Linked DNA regions of Homo sapiens: region 2 is linked to region 1. The links are chromatin loops, found by intact Hi-C in ENCODE. Cell type or tissue: psoas muscle. All regions are shown on one strand. Region 1 overlaps AUTS2 (activator of transcription and developmental regulator AUTS2). Region 2 overlaps AUTS2 (activator of transcription and developmental regulator AUTS2).

Region 1 (8,000 bases):
GAACCCTATTACTGAGGTACTTCTGCCTCCCCAGGCTCCAAAGAGGTCAATTCTTGCCAATCCCCACTAATCACTTGGAAGCCCTGGTAGGCCATGAGATCAGCTGGCCACATACTTAAAAGGCCACAGTGACTTTACCTAGTCAGTCCCCCAATGCTTTAGAAAATTATATGGACGCATTAAGATGCAAGTGACAGTCAAATGTCTTAGTGGTGAAAAGAAATCTCAAGTCCAGAATCACTACATCAATCCTTCTGGATTATCACTACTTATCGAAAGGTCTCACAGACTGAAAGTCATACTTATATAAAAAGTGCAGATGCCCAAGGCAAAACAAGTGATCACTTGGATTTCCTTCTGACATGTGTGAGCATTTCTCTGTGGTTAGTTAAGTACCTCTGCTTTGCTAGGAAAACATGTCAGCCAAAGATCTGAGGAGTTGAAGTGGCTACATTAATCACCTTGTTGTTTGATTGCTTTTCTTTTCTTAAGCTACATTCACTATTAAACAAATATCATCAATTGCACTCGAAGTATCAGGACAATGTCCCTACAAGTCACTGCCACTATGACTGTAATGTGCCAGAAGAAATACAAAGCAGCTATATGAAATCCTTGAACATAAAATCTTTCATGATGATAATTTTTATCATAAGTGTAATATGCACTTATTTTAGAAAATAAATCTACTTATGGCCGGGCACAGTGGCTCACGCCTGTAATCTCAGCACTTTGGGAGGCCAAGGCGGGCAGATCACGAAGTCAGGAGATCAAGACCATCCTGGCTAACACGGTTAAACTCCGTTTCCACTAAAAATACAAAAAAAAAAAAATTAGCCGGGTGGGGTGGCAGGTGCCTGTAGTCTCAGCTACTCAGGAGGCTGAGGCAGGAGAATGGTGTGAACCTGGGATGGGGAGCTTGCAGTCAGCTGAGATGGCGCCACTGCACTCCAGCCTGGGCCACAAGCAAGACTCCATCTCTCTCAAAAAAAAAAAAAAGAAAAAAAAAATCTACTTATGTTTTGCCAGTCAGAACATAATCACTGACTGTAAACATCTGGGTGCATTTTCTTTCTGTTTTCAATTCATTCTTGTTCTCACTCTCTTTTTCCATACATAATTCAAATATTATTATATGTTACACTTTTTAGTAAAATTAAGATATAGCAAATATTCTGCCTTGTAGTAAATATTATGTGCACTTATTATTTAACCTCTGCATAATATTCCAAAATAGAAAATAACATAAATCAACCATGCATTTGCATGATGTTGGGTATTTTGGCTGTATGAAGTTTTTCTTTTTCCAGGTTTTTTTTTTTTTTAGACAGGTGCTCACTCTGTCACCTGGGCTGGGGAGCAGTGGTGTGATCACGGGCTCACTTTAGCCTCAATCTCCCAGGCTCAGGTGATCCTCCTGCCTTAGTCCTGCAAGTAAGCTGGGACCACAGGCATGTGCCACCACTCCCAGCTAATTTCATTTCTTAAATTATTTGTAGAGATGGGATCTCTCTATGTTGCCCAGACTGGTCTTGAACTCCTTTGCTCAAGCGATGCTCCCACCTTGAACTACCAAAGTGCTGGGATTACAGGCGTGAGCCACCAAGCCTGGCCTGAAGTTTTCTTCACATCTGATCACCAACTCAGCATGTCCTAGACAAAGAATTAATGGATCAAAAGCTATTAGTATTTTGAAGAATCTTGACAAACATTATAAAAGGGCTTTCTAGTGGTGTATAAAAGTGACAGTCTCACTATATTTTTCCCAGAAGTTAGTAGTCTCACTTCTATAAATCATTATTAATTTCCTAAGTGAAAAGTAGTACCTCCTTATTACTTTTAATTGCATTTCTTTAACTATTATGTATACTGCATTCTTAGATATTTAATTTCTATCATCATTCCAAACCAGACTTTATTGACTGGCAGTAAACTGAGCTAATTTAATTAAGAGAAGTTAAATGCCTCAAGCCTTCTGAGGAATTATTGTTTTAATGATGATTCTCTTTTGGTTAAAAGGCTGTAATCCAAAATGCATCATAAGTTAATCACACTGTACTTTTCGCCTCTTTTTCCCCACTAAGAACTTTTTCTTGAAGAAATGATTATCATTAAATGCCTAAATGAGAAAGATGTTTATCAAAACTGACATCATCACATAAGTTAACAAGCCTCCTGACTGTGCATTGACTTCGATATTATCACACTCCAGAGTGCTATACAAATTTGTAAATAGCTCTCAGGGGAGGACAAATAGAAGTGAGTTTGAAAATAGCTTAATCTCATAAAGTCTAAGTAAAAATGAGTAACTTTAAGATTCTTAAAATTATTTACTGGGGGCCAGGAGTGGCGGCTCATGCCTGTAACCCCAGCACTTTGGGAGGCTGAGGTAGGCAGATCACCTGAGGTCAGGAGTTCAAGACCAGCCTGGCCAACATAGTGAAACCCTGTCTCTACTAAAAATACAAAAATTAGCTGGGTGTGGTGGCATGCACCTGTAGTACCAGCTATTCAGGAGGGCTGAAGCAGAAGAATCGCTTGAACCCGGGAGACGGAGTGCAGTGAGCCGACACAGCGCCATTGCACTCCAGCCTGGGTGACAGAGCAAGACTCTGTTTGAAAAAAAAAAAAAAAAAAATTTACTGGGTATAGATCTGTAAAGTTAGATTTTAAAATTAAACTTTTACTAGGACATAAAGATGATTGTTGCAAACAGATAACAGACATCCACTTTTCATTCATTTCCTCTATTAAACATGACTTTGAACTTAAATATTTGTCTTCCCTTGGAAAAAAACAAAAACAAAGACTGGAATAAAGGACCATTCAACTCCAAAATTAAAAAGAAAATGTTAAATTTAGCTTTTTAAACATAATTTGGTAAGTGAAAATTTTATAATTTATGATCAATCACTATTAAGAAGGTAGTCAAAAGTAAGTTCAAACTGTACTTCAATTGCCATATAGGAATGTGCTTTGAAAATAAAAATTTATAAGATATTGCACATATGATTTTCAATTATTTTACAAAATTTTTTAAAAATGATGGCAAAATTATCAAACTGATTAATTTCTTATTATTGTAGCACCAAATAGTCCTACAGATTGCAAAGATCAGTCAGCAACATCGCTGCTAACACACAACTGATCTTATAAGCCTTAATTTCTTCTTATTCAAAACACAATTCATACAATACCAGCTACCTGAGAAGGAGGCTGAGGCAGGGGAATCGCATGAAGCCGGGAATTTGAGACCAGTCTGAACAACAAAGCAACGCTCCCTCTCTAAAAAAAACTGTTATTAAATAGCTGTGCATGGTAGCATACACCTGCAGTCCTAGCTACCCAAGAGGCTGAGGTGGGAGGATTCCCTGAGACCAAGAATTTCAGGCTGCTGTAGGCTATAATTGTGCCACTGCATTCTAGACTGGGTGACAGGGTGGGACCCTATTAAAAATAATAATATATATATATTTTTTTGAGATGGAGTTTCACTCTGGTTGCTCAGACTGGAGTGCAGTGGCACCATCTCGGCTCACCATAACCTCCGCCTCTCGGGTTCAAGCAATTCTCCTGCCTCAGCCTCCTGAGTAGCTGGTATTACAGGCATGGTGCCACCACACCCAGCTAAATTTTTTGTATTTTCAGTAGGGATGGGGTTTCACCATGTTACTCGGGCTGGTCTTGAACTCCTGACCTCAGGTGATCCACCTGCCTCAGCCTCCCAAAGTGCTGGGATTACAGGTGTTAGCCACCGTGCCTGGCAATAATAATAATTTTTTAAACAATTTTAAAAAACAATTCAGGAAAGTATCTAGCTGACAAAGTTTTGTGGTTTTTTTCCTTGAATTCTGGTAGATGAAAGATAAACATTTCTTTCATGTTACTGTAATGCACTGGTTTGGCCATTCAATATCCTTTTTATCATGGTAGGAGGGAGGCAAAGAAAAAATAATCTAATATATCACCAAAATGTATCTAGGGGAGGGTTGGGGTTCACAGGAATAGCTAGTGAAGGTGGTGGGATTGAACAGATTTCCAAGAGTGATTTGTTCAGATGCTGTGTTAGGGTGCTCTTTACACACAATCATATAGAAATGCCCCCCACCACTTCACATCTCTGTTTGTTCACTTGCTCCTTTGTTTGTTCAATCATTTGGTCATTCATTCATTCATTTATTCAACAATTGATGAGCGCCTACTATTGTCTCTGGGCATATAAATATGCATGTAATAATCCCCAGGTTAAATCTTAGAGGAGAAAGACATGTAACCCACAGACAAAGTAATACCTACTACCGGGAAAGATAGGAACATAGGATAAAGCAAATCATGATACAAACGACTGAAGTTCACATTGGTTTTGGAAGTCTAATAGTGCCATACATTACAATTCTAGGCTCCAACACAAAGCTTCACAAGGGGACTTTCTCCATACTATGACTCTTAAAAAGAATTTCACCATCCATTTTGGGAGGTGTCTTATCTACCCATGGTCCATCAGGTACCACATTTGCCTTTAAGTCTTTATGTCTAATTAACCCCAAATTATAAATCTGGGTGCAAACAATGACCAACACCAAGCAGCTCCCACTTGGAGGGCATTTGTGTGAAGAAAACCTAGACCTTGGCCCTCAGGAATGATAAACTCTCTAGTAAATGACAGACAGCAGTTTTGGAAGTGGTATGTAGTAAACATAAACCACTTTTGTTTGTTCCAAGGCCAAAAAGCAGCCATTGTATACTATCTACTTGCTGGATTTGTGTTGCTTCTATTCCCAGTTAAAGGTGCTATTTCTGGAGCTGACCCCGTTATAAAAGCTGGGGTGAGCTGGGCTTTTCTGCCTATAAGAGTGAGCAGCAAAGCAAAGGGTAAACCTCTGACTAGTCGGGTCACAGTACACAGACAATGATTCAGGTTTAGCTGACAGTGCCAGGCAAGGCATTTGTAATCTCCCCAGTTAGCACTAAATCAGCATGGTGTACACGAGCCCTTGACAGAGGACAGACAAGCGGGACTCACTAAAAGGATAAAGAGTGGCCTGCGAAGCACAGATGCTGAACACAGTCCAAATCCTTCGCTCCTTAAGCTAAAGATGCTTTGCTGAAACCCACATCCATTTGGGACAAGTCTTGGCTCTTCTGTAATAGAATGACGCCTTCTAGTCTGATCCTGAGAAAACAGACTATGCTCATTCCAAGAATTTAGAACTCAGTAACTAAAAGGCATACTCTTGCCACTCCTTCTACTCTCTCTTGCCCGGAGGAAAGAAAAGTCAAAGCAAAAATTAAGGAGATGCCATCCAAACCATTGTGATTACCCCGAGTAGGGTAATTCATGGTTTGAGTTCTTTATGCCTTCCTGACAATCAATCATGCCAAGCTGGAGAGCAGGTGAAGTGTGGCTGAGCAGGATCCTGAGCTCTTTTCGCGGTGTTCTTTTCAAGTTTACAAATACATTCAAAGAAGAAAAGAGAGAAGGGCCTAACAAAAACTCAGGCAAAATGGCCCTGAAAATGAACACTGCCACTGCTGTGTTAGACATCTAAGACTTTCCTTACACAATGCATGTGTTGTCTTACACGACACTTTCTGTTTCTGCCATTCAAAACACTCCAGAAGTGCTATCTATGAGGTGCTATGATCTCTGGTTTACCAGTGAGAAAACCGAGGCTGAGAGAAGTTAAATAACTCGCCCATGATCACACAAGCCAGGATACGAGAAAGCTGGGATTCTAAACTTGCTTGGGTTTAAGACTCCAGAATTTTGCTCTTCATCATTCTGGTATACCAACATAACATCCTGTTAAATGTGTAAATGGATTTTTATATATCAAATCCCATTTAAATCTAGCAGAGCAACTTGCTATTTAAAGAACCCCTAGGCTGAACCATTTTGAAGGAAAAAAAAAAAAACAAAACCCAAAACCCATCGGCAATGTGAATAACCACCCCTTGATTTGTTTCTCATCTAAATTCAAATTTTTTTGGTGATCATATCCAATAAAAACAAGTCCCACTTGGAAATGTTGAATGTGGTATGACTGCCAGCATCCATCACACTGTGGGTGGGGATGTTGGGAAAGGGGACTGGTTGGGGACAGGTTGCCCTACACTCTGAAGAGAAAGACTCTCATACACAAACAAGGCACAAAAGGGCTCGCTTAGCAGTTTACAACTCATGCAAAAGCACCTGGCCTTCACACTGGAAGTAATGAATCATAGATCTCTTTAACAGAAGGGAACTAAGATGGTCTCCTGCCCTCAGGGAAAGAAGATAATGTATCCACTTGACAAATGACCTAATAAGGAAGAATCAAAAAGGAAGTAGCCTAGTTCCTTTCCAAATTCTACCCAGGTTTACTGCCACAACTGACCTCTTAATTCAAAACAACAGAGTTCATGTAACTCTTTGCTAACAGAGTAAGGTGAGGTAAGTCTAAATTTTATTAAATGTTAACAACTAGCTATTTTACAGATTCCAACCAAGAGCTTAGAAACATGCGTAACATGAGAGAGAAGCACTATAATTTAGAAATGTCATAATGGGGATAAATGTCACGGTAGAATGATGAAACTAGCTAAGGATATCAAATTGCAACTTGTGAAAAACAATGTACGTTGGGATAAATATGTGTCTTATTTCTTCCTTTTTTTTTTTTTTTGAGACGGAGTCTCGCTCTGTCACCTGGGCTGGAGTGCAGTGGCGTGATCTTGGCTCACTGCAACCTCTGCCTCCTGGGTTCAAGCGATTCTCCTGCCTCAGCCTCCTGAGTAGCTGGGACTACAGGCGTGTGCCACGATGTCCAGATAATTTTTGTATTTTTAGTAGAGACAGGGTTTCATCACGTTGGTTGGCCAGGATGTTCTTGATCTCTTGACCTCGTGATCCGCCCTCCTTGGCCTCCCAAAGTGCTGGGATTACAGGCATGAGCCACTGTGCCCTGCCAAATATGTGTCTTATTTCTATAGAAGGTACATCAGTAATGATCAGAAAAAAACAACAATAAGAATATTTCAAATGAAAAGTAAAAATGTTTTCTCTATATAAAAGGAAGGTTTGTGAGAGAAATTAGGGAAGAAACAACTCGGCTGGGCACAGTGGCTCACGCCTGTAATCCCAGCGCTTTGGGAGGCCGAGGTGGGTGGATCACCTGAGGTCAGGAGTTTGAGACCAGCCTGGCTAACATGGCAAAATCCCATCTCTACTAAAATAAGAAAAATTAGCTGGGCATGGTGGCGGGAGCCTGTAATCTCAGCTACTCGGGAGGCTGAGGTGGGAGAATTGCTTGAACCCGGGAGGCAGAGGTTCCAGTGACCTGAGATCACGCCATTGCAGTCCAGCCTGGGCAACAAGAGTGAAACTCCGTCTCCGGGGGAGCAAAAAAAAAAAAAAGAAGAAATAACCCTTAAATTCCACCCACAAGCCTGCCCCAAGTTAAGTTCACCAAATAAATAGTTAATCCATTGTGAAGTTTCTTTTGCCAAACCATGATATTAAAAGTTATTAAGTATCTCATGTCTATATAGTACTTAGCAGAGTACTACCATAAGTATCTTTTATTATTTATGTTACAGTAACATTTTTTCAACCTATTATTATTAGGAAAGCTACCAACAGTCAAGGGATAATGCCATTTGGAAACATAATGACCTATTTGCTTTATTTATTGTGGTCATGTTGCCCCATTCTCTTCCTCTCTCTTAAAATTTTAATAGGAAGCTTTAATTAACTTAATATTTTAATACAAACCTAGCACCTCTTATTCCCTCCTTGAGAGGAAAATTAAAATACTAACCTGTTAAAACTTAAGGAAAGAAAACACCAGAATCAGGAATGCGGCTGTTTTCCTCTTGGGGACTGAGGAACTACCATTTACTGAGCACCTTCCATGTATGCCAGGCAGGCTACTAGGGACTTCACAGACATGATTTCACTTTGCATCACACCATTTCCAGAAAGTACTGTCTCCATTTCGCACATAAACAAGAATCTATTA
Region 2 (8,000 bases), 640 kb before region 1:
TGTTACTCTGCTGAGAGATGTGAAAGGTGATAGATAAGAGGGGGAAAATGTTTTCCAAGTGGCTTTTAAAGGCATCCAAATATAACTGCCTCCCACATCAGTCTATTAACGGGCACACTTGAGACATTTCCCTCTTCAAAAGGACTCTTAGAAAAGCAATGATGTGCTCTCAGCCTCCTCCTTTAGAAGACAAGGTTTACGAGGGTCAGAGACGCAGATCGGAGCCCACAGAACGCCATTCCCTGTTAACAGCACAGATTTGGGCCTTGTGCTTATGTCATCGGTTGCTAGGGAAATGCCCCTGCTTGAAATTCCTAAATCATTTCTAATAAAATCTGGCTGAAAAGTAAAGATCAGTTCACGCAAAGGCACAAGAATGGGCATGGAAGAGCGAGGAAACTGGAGGTGCCTTAAGCTGAGCCCCACTGCGCTGCAGTAACTATGGCGACTCTGGCCACAGGTGATGGGATAATGGTTGACATCCTGGAGAAGTCCTGGATGAGAACCTCCGGGACCTTATGTTTTATGAGAAGATTAAATACTTTGGGAAGGTATGGGAGGAAAAGCCCTAGGGAAGCCCTTGTTGAGGGTTCCTGCCAGTGTCTTCCCATAGAACCCAGTTTCCCCCAATCCGAATTTTTACCATCCCGCTTTGTGTCTCCCTCAGGAAGGACAGAGATCCTCCTCCTTTCTATTCTCTGCCATATCCCCAGAGCCTAGCACAGTATGACTGCTATGAGCATGTCTAGGAGTCAGCTGGACCGAGCTCCACCACTTACTAGGTGCGCGACCTTGGACAAGTTGCCTCATTTCTGAGCCTCAGTTTACTCACTTAAAAAATGAGTGAATTACATATAAAGTGAACAATACCTAGCAAAAAGAAAGTCCTCAATAAATGCTAGCTATTCATATCTAACTTCAGTTTCCCTGCCTATAAAATGCAGATGCTATTTCTAAATTCTTTTCTAAATTAAGAGCTGCTGTGAAGATTAGGGGATAGAATGTATGTAAAATACTTAGCCCACTGTATCATTAGATCAAAATATGGTACAAGGTAGGCTAAGCACTTTCTATCCATTGCCTCGTTTCATCCTCACAGCACCTGTAAGAGATGGGTTTGGTTATTCCCATTTTACAGAAGGAAAAATTGGTTCTAAGGTGTTTTAACTAGCCCAAAGTTCCACAGCTAGTAAGCGTCTTCAAAGCACTGAGATTCAAAGCAGTGTCTGTGAGAATCTTAAATCCAAAGCCCATGTTCAAGGTAACCATGACAACGCATACTACTTTGCAGTAAAGTTTTACAGCAATCATGCTTCCTCAGGTTAATTATGCAGAGTCTAAACATCTGGCCAGTCCAACAATTATTCTTTGCAAATCACTGAAGTCATTTCTGCACTCTGGGGCAACTTTTCCATAAGTCCTTCCAAGCCAGCAATAAGTTAATCCAGATAAACAATAAAAAAGCATTTAATTTCTTGACAACTTATCAGATCTAACTTAATATAAACTCCAACCAAATGGCTATTAGGGAACCAGGTCTCTAACAGAAAAGCCTACGGAGATCATCAAAGCTATGCAAGCCACCCTCCATCCCATTTGCATTAACACAGTAAGAGGCAACAGCTCCTGATTTGTTAGGTTTCTGGGATGGGCCTGTGGCAGATAGCATTACCCATGCAGGGTTTGCTTTCCCTTCCTTCCAAGGCCCTGTGGATCCCTGTGGATCCCTCTTCTCTTCTGCTCCTCCCTGTAGGAGTTTACTTCCTACTCCATTGATGGCAGGCTTGGTCATGTGACTTTGTCTGGCCAATGAGATTTTTGGAAACGCCACACCCACCTCCAAGTGGAGGCATTCTCTGTTTCTGTCTCTGCTCTTTTCCCCTTTACCAGCCGAATAACCACGATGGGGACTCCTCCTTTGGCCTGGATCCCAGAATAAAAACAAAGAAACCTGCGGCTGATTGGCAGATGACACCTAACATAAGACTTTTGTTGTTGTAGGACTCTGAGCTATTTTGTTACTGCAGCAAAATTTGACAAAGCAGACTCACAGAGACCCAGTGACTTGATGCAGAAGAGCAGACATCTGTCAAGATCCAGCATGTACTGGGGTCGTGGTGTATACGAGGAAATGCTTTATAATAGAAACTGCACATGGGACAAGGTGGCCCTTCACCCCAAGCCATACCAGTGGCAGAATACTTTTTCCCTACTCCCACATTCAGTTCATGCTGAGAGGCTTGTTCGGATGGAAAATTCTGCACATAGGATGCACACAGACCTATCAGAGCACCCCACGAGGGATTGACTTCTTCCACTCCTATCCAAGGGCTTTAAGGGTTGATGAGAAGTCATTTGTAGGAGGAGACCCAGAGGCCCAGCTCCTATGCCCAGCTTTCCTCTTGGAGGTAAAATGAATCTCCACTTTCTGGGCCACTTCATACAATCAGGCCTCAGAGTGCACTCTCCCAGTAAGTCCAGGCAAGCTCAGCTAATGACAAGAGTCAAGTCTGTGGGGTGGAGGAGGCGAAGGGGGAAAAAAGAGAGTGGAACAGCACCTCTGAGTTCAGGAGAGTCTGGAATCTCCTTGGTGAATTCATGAAATGGCTCTTCAATAGACAGCTGTTTCTACTTTTTAAAAGCACAGACTGGGCAAGTAGGTAAAATACTTTGATGTTAGCTCCGGGCTAAATAAAAGACAGCTGAGTAAAAGTTCAGGCACTATGAAATTAATAAAATCACTGTTGCACTCGTTCCACCAGAGGTTCAGGAATAAACTGGTAAAAATCCGAAATGCACGGAGCGGATTACTCGAGTGGGAATCAATCATTTTCTCCACTGAAGTTTTCTGGCATTTCCTTATACAGTACAGTCACTGGATTCATAATTCACCAAAGGTGCTTCCTGAGACTGCGCTTTCTGAGTAATTGAGACAAATTCTGTTAAATAAATTCCAGACGAGAGTGTATTTGACTTATGCACAGGAAAGGAAGGAATTCTTATATAAGCCGCAAAACAATAGAGTTTTATCTTATCTGAGGAACTTATTGCTGCTTGCCTGTGTGTATTTTACTGCCAAAATAAAATAAATTGAATCAGCTCACACATGATAACATGCTCTTTCCTAACTCATACTAATTGCTTAGCTAATTGATGTTTGTTGAACTTTCTCCATTTCATTGAGTGATTAGGTACAAAGCTAACAGTTGACATCTGTAGGCGCTTAACTGGCGTCTGTAATTACTGTTAATGTTAAATAATTGTTAGTTAATTGGAGTGGTAACTGACTGAATGGAATCCAGATTGTGAAGCAAAAAGAAACCTAGTTAAATAAACATACATATTCAGAGAAAACAACATTTTTCTGCAGTTGTCAGAAACTAGAAATAATCCAGAGGCCACGGGCTAGCCACGGGCTTCCTCCATTTAGGAACCCTCCTGTCTGGGGTTGGCCCGCGTGATTGAGCCCTTTGTCACTCAACTGTTCTCATTAGACTCTAGAGAACTGATCTGATATTTTTCAATTCCAATTGTCTATCATGAATGCATATTACTTTCTGAGACAACCAAATACTAACTACATCATTAACTACACAAAACGCTAAATATGAATGGATTGAAGAGAGGCTGATGAACATTCAAGCTTTTTGGTCAATATTGCCAAGGATAGAGAAAACTCTTTCAAAGGACAGCAGTAATCGCCCAGTATAAGTCAAGGGCTTTCCACTGAGCTCAAAAGTAACCAGAGTGATGTTTGAACATCTGACTAAAAGAATGGAATGGGTTACACTGTAATCTACGCCTCCTCCATCACAGGGGCACTCAGGATGGAAAAGTGGCAGCTGTCAAAAGTTCTACCCAAAAGGCATCATCAAGATCACTTCGAATGCCTGGAATCTTCCACCCGGTTCACAATTCCAGTGATGGGATCCAGTATCCCAGGATTCACCACCACACGCATTCACAAGTTCGGCAAAAGATCAGTTCGGCCAAAGCAACTATTGGAAAATTTTCGGGAGACACTTTCATGCAACATGGAATATTTTTTGACTGTTACTGGTGGTTTCACACTAACAGTACAAGGCATCTGTTTCCAAGAACGCTCAAAGGATGATTCTATACAACAAATTCTCCAAGAGTCGGCTTCTATAGGAAGGTCAATTTCCATAACAAAAGGAGCTGATTGCATGCTATTTGCAGTATGGAGTAGGAGGAGGGACTGAACTACTCATAACTCCTTTGTCTCTTGCATCAAGTACCAATTACCCTTAAATACTACTTAACTCTCCAGACATCTCTATCTCCTAAAAACTCAAGAAAATGCTCTGAAATAGTACAAAGAAGGTCCAGAGGGAGAAAAATAAATGAGTGATGTTCTAACTCTCCCTTATGTGGAATTTAAGGCATGACAAAAACCAAACTAATTTACAGAGACTGAAACGGGCAGTTTGCTCTTGTGCACATCGGAAATGCACTTTACATCATGTCCTCCCTGCGACTAAACCCAAGACCCTAGGAGGAATTGTAAAATGGTCTCCATATGTTCATTATAAAGGGATTTTAAACTGTAAACCAAATTTTTTTCTTAAGAGAGCTATTCCACAGTCAACTGCATTATTTTCATGCATAGAATTATTTTATGGAAAGGCCTTTTTTTTTTTTTTTTTTTTTTGAAATGGTGTCTCACTCTGTCGCCCAGGCTATAGTGGCACAATCAGGGCTCACTGCAGCCTCGACCTTGTGGGCCCAAGTGATCCTCTCACCTCACCCTCCCAAGTAGCTGAGACTACAAATACACGCTACCAACCCCAGCTAGGTTTTTGGAATTTTAGTAGAGATGAGGTCTTGCTATATTGCCCAGGCTGGTTTTGAGCTCCTGAGCTCAAGCAATCCTCCTGCCTCAGCCTCCCAAAAGTTCTGGGATTACAGGCATGAGTGACCATGCTCGGCGGGAATGGGTTTTTCTTAAAAGTCAAATGGTGACCTTGATGGTAATATAACTCTTACCTTTCTGTCACCAAACCAAGGAAATCCCTTGTGTCTAAACCTAAAGAATAAGGTCATATGGTCGCCATGGAAGAATTTATTAGGTACCTGGTTACTAAGCCAGCAGTATCGCTGGGTAACTTGTTTCTTACCTCATCTCCTCAGATTTCAGGCAATTTTTAAGCTAGGTCTTCTTTCTACAATGCTGATAGAACCATACTGCCAAAAATATCCAAAGGCTTCACTAACCTAAAGGCTCCAACCTCATCTGTGTTCCACCGGAAATTCTCAGTGCAAAACCAACCCCAAGAAGAGGCCGGGTGTGTTCCACTAATAGGCCTGGTAGGGCCCGGGAGAGGAAAAGCAGTCCTGGTCAGAGAGGGCTCCAGGTGGCCAGAGCGTTGCGTCTGGTGCTCTTCTTGGTGAGTGACTATCCACTAGAACCTCCCAGGCTGATGGAGGTGAGGTGGGGTCCTGCCTACGAGGGTGAGCAGCTGCTCTGTTGCTGTTCACATTTCAGGAGACACTGGGTGCCCACAGTAGAAAGAAGCAGAATGAGGGGCCTCATTCCCTGCTGGAGGAAACCATTCAGAAATGCCCATTTAGCTGGGCACAGCTCCCCGATGGCTCACTCAGGAGGCTTTTCCCCAGGAGTACCCAGTTCTGCAATTTGAGACAAAGTTGAAGGAAAGAGAAGGGGTGAGAAAGTCACGGGGTAAAATACACCACTGTGCCCCTCTCACCGTCTATCTATGAGTTGTCTTGACTTGTCATCGTCTATCTGTGACTTGTCTTGGTTACGGGCTAAATCCTGGGAAGGAGGGCTCTGAACCAAGAAGGGAGAGCAATTCAGGGATTTTTCTCTTCCCCTAACCTAGACCACAGCCACATGCCAGGACTGGCATCCTATAAACAGAGGGCTCCACAGAACTCCTGACGCCTGACTAGTGTTGTCCTTCCTCCCAGACAGGCTTCCCTTCTTTTCTTTCCTCCTCAAGCAGCTCTGCTCTGGAGCAATCCAAGAGTTTTAGGAAAGATTCATTATCTTGGCAGGATAATTGTGTGCAGCAAAGAACTCATTTTCTGCACTTTTGTCTACAGACCAAACTGGTGACACCAGCAAGGATCTACAGTAGGCAAGAGAGGATAATAAATACTAGCCATGTTGAATAGACTGAAAGTTCCTTTATAGAATAAATACCCCAGAATTTGGGGTACAGGTCCTGTTGCTCCTATAGCATTTCAATCAACTAAATAGGGTTACTAAGTCTCTCTCTGTGCCTCTGTCTCAGTGGGAAAATTAATTTTTTCTTTGGCAGATGGTTGAATCACAAAGACAGAAGGATTCATAAAATTCACATGAACATCCTGTAAACATTTAAACACATAAAGATTAAATATGGCAACTATGACCTTGATTAAAGTTAAACTGTTTTTTTGTGTCTACAACGCTAAGCCCTGCTCAATGCCACACCCCTTTCGAAATGCTCAGTCCTCATTAGGCATGTTGTGTGTACATGCAAGCATGTGCTGTTTGATTAACTTGTTTTAAAGCAGGAAATAAAAGGCAGGAGAAGAAAACGACCATTCGGAACACCTAAACACAAAAATCTCTATGAAACTGGATGGCATCTATAACACAGGGAAAGTCAAAATAAAATCGATGAACAAACGTGATATAAAATATACTCACTGTATCCACTCTGTTTCAACCCCTGCCCCTTCCCAATTAATTGTTTTATCCCCACCAGAGATGTTGGCCCTGGAATAGGTTTTGTTATGATTGAAAATCTTGACCTAAAGAGGGTAAATGACTTATTCAAGCTCACAAGCTGACTGATGGGCCTCGAGCCACGGCCCCTGCTGCCTCTGCCTGAGCTTCATCTCCGCACTGTGCAGCCCAACATCAGGGCTGCGCCCCCCCAACCCCCACCACAATCAGCTTGTGAGATTAGCACTGCCCTCCCACGGTGAAATTTTATGGACCAAATCTGCCTGCCACCAGGCTCAGCAGCATAATCTCACCAGCAGCTTAAAGCCACACTCCTCTAAGGCCAGAATACTACCAGTCTCTTGAGAGGGAGAAGTGATGTGTAACTTAAACATCTGGAGGTGGAGGGATACACGTGTCAGCTCCCCTGCACTCTGGTTAGATTGTCCCATAAGCTGGGGCTTTGAAGATTTCCCCAGTTGTGTTTGTTACCTGGTGTAAATTTGCCCTTTCTTATGATGCTTTTTATTGCTCTTGGCTAAAGATACTGGACAAAGATAGGAGACCTGACTTTCAGGCAGGCAGGCCGCCTTGCAGGAAAACTTGAACTTGATGTGCATGAAGCTGACAGTTCCTTGAAGGCCTTGTCAGCCATTCATCCTGTAAACACTGCCACTACCCGGAGTAAAAACAGACCCAAAACCACAAGCCTATAAGGAGACTCTGCACCTGTCCTGAAGCAATTATTGACATTATCGCTACACAATGAATCCCTTTTTGAAGTTGTTTTCCTGATATTTAGCAGTTTGAATACTAATCCCCTTAACAAAACTGTCCCCGATGCTTTCCCCCTCCACACCCCCCTTAATCTCTTTCTCCCCAGGGAGGAAAGGGGGTGCGGGATACCAGTCAGTCTACTTTGCACCACCTGGATTCGCACTGATTCCGTCTCTTGTCATTCATGTTACCAACAGGAATTAGCATAAGGCATTAAGGGGAAACTCTGGAGGAGAAAAGAAAGGCCATTTTGATGGAAATAAGGGGCAAAGGAATAATCTGCCATCAACTAAAATGCTTATTTGTGTATGGTTTCCCAAGCAAAGCTTAGAAAAAGCCTATGTTGATTTTAGTGTACACAAAGAAACCTTAATCCTTTCAAGGCAACTAAATCACCCCTAGAAAAGCAGCTCAGAAGAAAGGCACCCTGTCAGGGGGAGGGCTATTCACAACCAAATAGATGCCACAAATCACACTCTGTAAGTAAACAAAAATAAGAATGTGGGAAACGTTTGATTGGAAAAGG

What was found. Hi-C counts contacts between places; a loop is a spot of excess contacts. Peaks named below come from ENCODE experiments on the same cell type or tissue, not always from the same donor. Only the 100,000 strongest peaks of a DNase experiment are listed, where the experiment ranks them.
Region 2: a loop joins it to region 1, with 3 times the contacts of the local background. A loop is called at or near these places in 5 of 110 quality-filtered maps.

What each region holds. Positions count from the first base shown.
Region 1 is chr7:70,061,178-70,069,177 of GRCh38, reverse strand. The region is part of intron 2 of AUTS2 (activator of transcription and developmental regulator AUTS2); the gene reads right to left. Among named protein-coding and RNA genes, the nearest start is that of AUTS2, 470 kb to the right of the region's middle. In psoas muscle, no CTCF peak of the experiment used is centred here; no DNase peak of the experiment used is centred here; H3K27ac peaks cover 3,174 bases.
Region 2 is chr7:70,700,163-70,708,162 of GRCh38, reverse strand. The region is part of intron 6 of AUTS2 (activator of transcription and developmental regulator AUTS2); the gene reads right to left. Among named protein-coding and RNA genes, the nearest start is that of GALNT17, 430 kb to the left of the region's middle. RefSeq lists enhancers at 3,706-4,550, 7,235-8,000. In psoas muscle, no CTCF peak of the experiment used is centred here; no DNase peak of the experiment used is centred here.